2 separate regions of the Homo sapiens genome follow, and region 1 is linked to region 2. The links are chromatin loops, found by intact Hi-C in ENCODE. Cell type or tissue: Caco-2. All regions are shown on one strand. Each heading gives the region's core, and the rest is flanking DNA. Links, peaks and the distances in the headings are about the cores only.

Region 1 (2,914 bases), core at 102-2,601, 91 kb after region 2:
ATGTTTAATTTTTAATCATTGAAGTCAATAATATTGAATCACTGAACTCCTTCTAGAAACTTAAGGATAGCTCAGTCCTATGCCTAACTTATCAAAGCCAGAGATGGAAGTCCAAATGAGGGTCTACATACTATATGTGTAGATGTTTTAATTATTATGAATCAAGCTAACAAACTGCTAAATAAAGTATTCCTATTCTCCTACTTTGAAGATTTGATTTTTGACAAAATCAGAAATATGTAAAAGCTATGTTTTTCATGGAAAGTCAGCAAAGTATTAAAGACAACTGCATTTAATTACTCTTACATGTCTGGCTGTTCTGTTGATGAGCCAGCAATATTTACAGGAGTCATAACATAAAAACATATACGACCCCTACATTATTCATTATTTAGTCTATAATTTGAAATCTTTATTTCAGAAAAATAACTCTGAGATATTCTATTCTGCAGGTGCTGCAGTCAAATCCCAGAGACAGTGCAGGATCCAGAAACAAAGTGCCAGAAGCCGGGATGCTGACATAGAGATGGAAGAAGAGGGAACTACTTGGCATGATCCCTGAAAGCAGAGTGGGGCCTTAGACTCATATAATCTGGTGACAGTGAGTATCAGGGGGTTTCCCCGCACCAACCAATTCCCCAACTCTCCAGACACCAACTGGGTGCCTCACAATTCATTTGCGACACTGATCACCTAATGTAAGCACAGACTCCACAGGTTAAGGGCTCAGCCCCACAAGATCACCCACGCTTCAGCCACCAACCACCAAGAGTGGATCTCCAGGTTACTCACAGTTCCATCCAACTTGGCAACAAATCTGGGGTTCTCACAACCCCCTCCTCAGGTTCAACAATATGATAGCTCACAGAACTCAGGGAAAGACTTACTCACATTTACCAGTTTATGACAAAGGACTTGATAGAATAAACACATGAACAGCCAGATGAAGATCTTGCATGTAGGGCAAGCTCCAGAGGGCGTGAGCACGGGAGCTTCTGTCCCCATGGACTTCGGTCGTGCCACCTTTCCAACACATGACACGTTCACTGACCCAGAAGTTCTCCCATTTTGCCTTTTAGGGATTTTTATGGCTGCTTCATCACGTGGGCTTGACGGATTACTAACTCAGTCTCCATCTCCTCTCGTCTCTCTGGAGCATGGGGAGTGGGGCTGAAAGACCTAAGCTTCTAATCATGGTTTGGTCTTCCTGGCAATCAGCCCCCACCCTGACATTGTTCAGGGGCTTACAGAGAGCCACCTCAGATTAGGACAAAAGACGTTCTTATCACCTAGGAAATTCCAAGGGACTTAGGAACTCTGTGTCAGGAACTGGGGTCAAAGACAAAATATTAGAACAAAAAAAATGCTCCTAGCACCGCTATCGCTCAGGAAATGAGAAGAATGTTAGAAGCTCTGTGCCAGAAACCAGGGAAAAATAAATATAAATATATCTATATATTTCTGTTGTCACAGTGGGTCAGCCTACTGTGACCTCATATGCATCCACAGACTTATGATGTCCCACCTGCAAACTTGACTCTCAGAGCATGTCAGCCTCAAGTCAGCTAGCTCAGCCTCCCTCCTCAGCCACTCTGCAGGAGTTCAGGGAGCAGGAACTCTGGTATCAGAGAGACTCAGGCCAAGACTCTGCCACTCACCCAGGCATGTCACCTCTCAGAGACTTCATTTCCTCCCTTCTAATAGGGGAAGAATGGTGCCTACTCATAGGGCTACTGTGAGGATACATCAGGCAGCGTAAGTAAAGTACTCCCTTCTCTACAATGGTAGCACAACCAGCTGACTAAAAATCAGTTCGTTCATTCATTCAACTGGAATGTGAGTAAACAACAAAGACCTTGGGAAATGTCGACTGTCACGGTCCTTGATTTTCCTCACTCTCTATGGTGCTACAGTGGCAAAACAGTGGGTACCCCCACTGCCCATCATCCTGGAGCAGAAATGAGGGGGCCCTTGGAAACGGACCACACAGAGGCTTCCTCTGGGGACCTGGCTGGTGCAGTGTGGCGAGACCAGGAGGTCAGTTCTCATGGTGGAGGTTGTCAAGCACTGATGATGAGTGGTACGGGGGGGTTTTGGCTAATCAATCACATGGTTTTGCTCCCTGAGATCTGAGCCACTTGACAAATAGACACAAGGTCAAAAAACACCAGGTTTTCAAGGTGAGCTGGACTGAAGAATGCAATGTGGACCTGCCTGTTTCCCCCCACCCAACAAAGTACACCCTAACCCTGATCATGACACTAATTGCAACCCTAACCCTAATCCTAGCCCACCCTGGCACCCCATGCAGGGGCTGGCTGGGAGCCCCAAGAAGGAGCACACAGATCCTGATGCAGTCTGGAAGAATAAAGCGAGCCCACCGGAATGAACACCTGCATTCTTGCCTGAGTGACAACCTACCATGAGGACAAGTAAAGAGGAGGAGAGAGAGGCCGGGCACAGTGGCTCACTCCTGCCATCCCAGCACCTTGGGAGGCTGAGGCAGGTGGATCACCTGAGGTCAGGAGTTCAAGACCAGCCTGGCCAACATAGTGAAACCCTGTCTCTACTAAAAATACAAAAAAAAAAAAAATTAGCCAGGTGTGGTGGCATGTGCCAATAATCCCAGCTACTGGGAGGCTGACGCAGGAGAATCACTTGAACCCGGAAGGCAGAGGTTGCAGTGAACTGAGATCATGCCACTGCACTCCAGCCTGGATGACAGAGTGAGACTCCCTCTCAAAAAAAAAAAATTAATTAAAATTTGAAAAAATAGGAGAGAGAAAGGACATTCTTTCCAGGGAGTAGAGTGGAGTCCCCTTCCCTCTGTGTCAGGAGAGAGACCACTGACATTTTCCCTGACAATGCTCCCAACCTCTTCTCCCCACATAACTGTGGCGTTGCCCCATTCAGT
Region 2 (2,914 bases), core at 309-2,808:
ATGAAATCTTAACATGAGATCTTAACAAATTTTTAAGTGCACAATGCCATATTGTTAACTGCAGGCGCTATGTTATACAACAGTTCTCTAGAACTTACTCATCTTGGGTAACAAAAATTTTATACCCATTAAGCAACAATTCCCCATTTCTTTCTTCCTCCAACCCCTTACAACCACCATTTTACTCTATGCTTTTATGAGTTTAACTATTTTAGATACCTCGTATAATTGAGATCATGTAAAATGTGCCTTTCTGTGGCTGGTTTATTTCACTTGCGTAAGTGAAACTAGCTCTTTATCAGATAAATAGTTTTCTTTTCTTTTCTTTTTCCTTGAGCCTCAGCATTTCTACTTTTTTATGGCTTCTGTCTTTTGGTTGACTTTTTTCATTTTAGTTTTGTATTGCTTTCATGGTATTATTTAGTGTTCTATCTACGTTCTCTTGTAGCTCACTGAGCTGCTTTAAGATGATTATTTTGAGCCAGACGTGGTGGCTTACACCTGTAATCCCAGCACTTTTGGAGGCCGAGGCAGGTGGATCACTTGAGGTCAGGAGTTCGAGACCAGCCTGGCCAAAATGGTGAAACTTTGTCTCTACTAAAAATACAAAAATTAGCTGGACGTGGTGGCGCATGCCTGTAATCCCAGCTACTCGGGAAGCTGAAGCAGGAGAATCGCTTGAACCCAGGAGGCAGAGATTGCAGTGAGCTGAGATCCTGTCACTGCACTCCAGCCTGGGTGACAAAGCCAGACTCCGTCTCAAAAAAAAAAAAATTATTTTGAATATTTGTCAGACAATTCACAGATCTCCATTTCTTTAGGGTTGGTTGCTGGAGATTTATATCATTCCTTTGGTGATGTCATATTTCCCTGATTCTTTGTGTTCCTTGTAGTTTTGCATTCCTGTCTGCACATCTGAAGAAGTAACCACCTCTTTCAGTCTTTGTACATTAGGCAGGGATAGACCTTCACCAATCCATCCAGTTAGAGATTCTGGGAATCTCTCAGATCTTTTCTGTGTGTGTGCCTACTTTACTCCTCTCTCTCTGTCTCCTGCTGGAGAAGTCTCAGGATTGTGCGCCTCCTCCTGATCCTGCAGTGCTCTGCCAGGTGCTGAGAGCTGTCCAATTTTTTTCCCTGGGGTTATGCACAGAGATGCTGGTTGTTGGGTGCAAGCTCTCCCTCCTGAAAGAGAAGTCTCAGGACTGTGTGCTTTCTCCCAGTCCCACAGAGCTGAGCTGGCTGCTGAGATCCGCTCTGGCTGTAGATATCTGTGCTGGCTGCTAATATTCATATCAGCTGCTGAGACCCACAGGCCAGTTGCTGAGATTTGTGAGCTGGCTGTTGAGATTTACATGTAGGCCTCTGAGAGTCCCACCCCTTTTGTTTGTTCTTAGCTGCCGGAGACATTCTAACTATGTTGATTCCCTCAGACTCTAGGTGAGATAAGACAGAATTGGGTCTTCAGCTCTATGGGGCATTGACCCAGAGACTCTACTCTGCCAATTAGCAAGTAGTGCTTAAACCAGCAAGGTGGCTTTGAAGTTTGCTTAGATAACAGAGCTATTATGACTTTATTTACAACATGAATCCTGAAGTCTCTAAATATGTAATGTCATAACTCATCACATATCATCTGCTTGCTTTGGTGACAGAATAAGAAAACGGCAGACTTAGGTCAAATCTCTGCTCAGTCACAGATTAGCCATGGGACCTTGTGGAACTCACTGAACCTTTGAACCTTTTTTTTTTTTTTTTTTTTAGATGAAGTCTTGCTCTGTCACCCAGGTTGGAGTGCGGTGGCACGATCTCAGCTTACTGCAGCCTCTACCTCCCAGGTTCAAGCAATTCTCCCAACTCAGTCTCCCGAGTAGCTGGGATTACAGGTGCATGCCACCACGTATGGCTAATTTTTTTTAGTAGAGACGGGGTTTCATCATGTTGGCCAGGCTGGTCTCGAACTCCTGGCCTCAGGTGATCTGCCCTCTTCGGCCTCCCAAAGTGCTGGGATTACAGGCATGAGCCACTGTGCCCAGCTTGAACCACTCTGAACCTTATGTTTACCCTTTTTTAAATGGGCGGTTGGAAGGACACAAGGAAGCAACCAATGGGAAGTGTCTCTGCACACTTACATGTTATGAATATGAGTTTTGATGTACATTTGAGAAGCCCTACTTGACCCTTTCCAGCTCCTCCCAAACACTGGCCTCCAAAGATCCATGGTGCTTACTCCCCTCTTCATGGTGCTATGGTTAAATAAATTTGAAACTGGAAGCCTAGACTCAAGTGGAGATAAAGCCAAGGTTAAGGGTGAGACTTTGGTTTAGATTATTTAACCTAGCAAAGCCTCAGTGTCATCATCTGTAAAATGAAGACAATAGGGCTTGTTAAAGTTAAGATCATTAATAAGAATTAAATGGGATACTGCTTATAAGTGTTTAAAACAGTGTCTACCTCATAGGAAGCATTTCATAAACACTAGCTATTTTTATCATTATTATTAACTAGGTCACATTTCCAGGGTATTGGGACAAGGAGTACAAGCCGAGGTACAGTTCCTAAATAATGCTGATAATGTCATCTCTAAGAAGAGATTGTTGGAGTGAAGTTCCTAGGGCCTCTGATGCTTGATGATTTCCAGCTTTAGCTCATCTACTCACTGGCCCATGGTCTTAGAGTCTAAGGCAAGTCCCTTCCCCTGTTTACACCTTAGTTCCCCCATTCCTTCACTAGTCATTTAAAAGAATTGATCTAGGTCTTTAAGAGCACCAAGCATGCTCTTTGCTATAACTTGGGGGACCTCAAAAAAATTTGTCATTATACTTCTATTCTATTTCAATTCCTTGCCCTGAACGTGGAAAAGAATCCATATTAATTTCACTCCCCATGGCTGCAAGTTGAAAGTTCCAAGGGG

The links. A loop is a pair of places that touch in the nucleus more often than their neighbours do. Peaks named below come from ENCODE experiments on the same cell type or tissue, not always from the same donor. Only the 100,000 strongest peaks of a DNase experiment are listed, where the experiment ranks them.
Region 1: a loop joins it to region 2, with 7 times the contacts of the local background. A loop is called at or near these places in 1 of 110 quality-filtered maps.

What each region holds. Positions count from the first base shown.
Region 1 is chr9:107,367,108-107,370,021 of GRCh38, reverse strand. The region is part of intron 1 of LOC107987111 (a long non-coding RNA gene); the gene reads right to left. Among named protein-coding and RNA genes, the nearest start is that of RAD23B, 85 kb to the right of the region's middle. In Caco-2, for the core only: no CTCF peak of the experiment used is centred there; DNase peaks (open chromatin) are centred at 1,101 and 1,571.
Region 2 is chr9:107,458,754-107,461,667 of GRCh38, reverse strand. All of the region lies in intron 1 of LINC01509 (long intergenic non-protein coding RNA 1509), which reads left to right. Among named protein-coding and RNA genes, the nearest start is that of LINC01509, 6.4 kb to the left of the region's middle. RefSeq lists an enhancer at 1,201-1,702. In Caco-2, for the core only: no CTCF peak of the experiment used is centred there; a DNase peak (open chromatin) is centred at 1,367.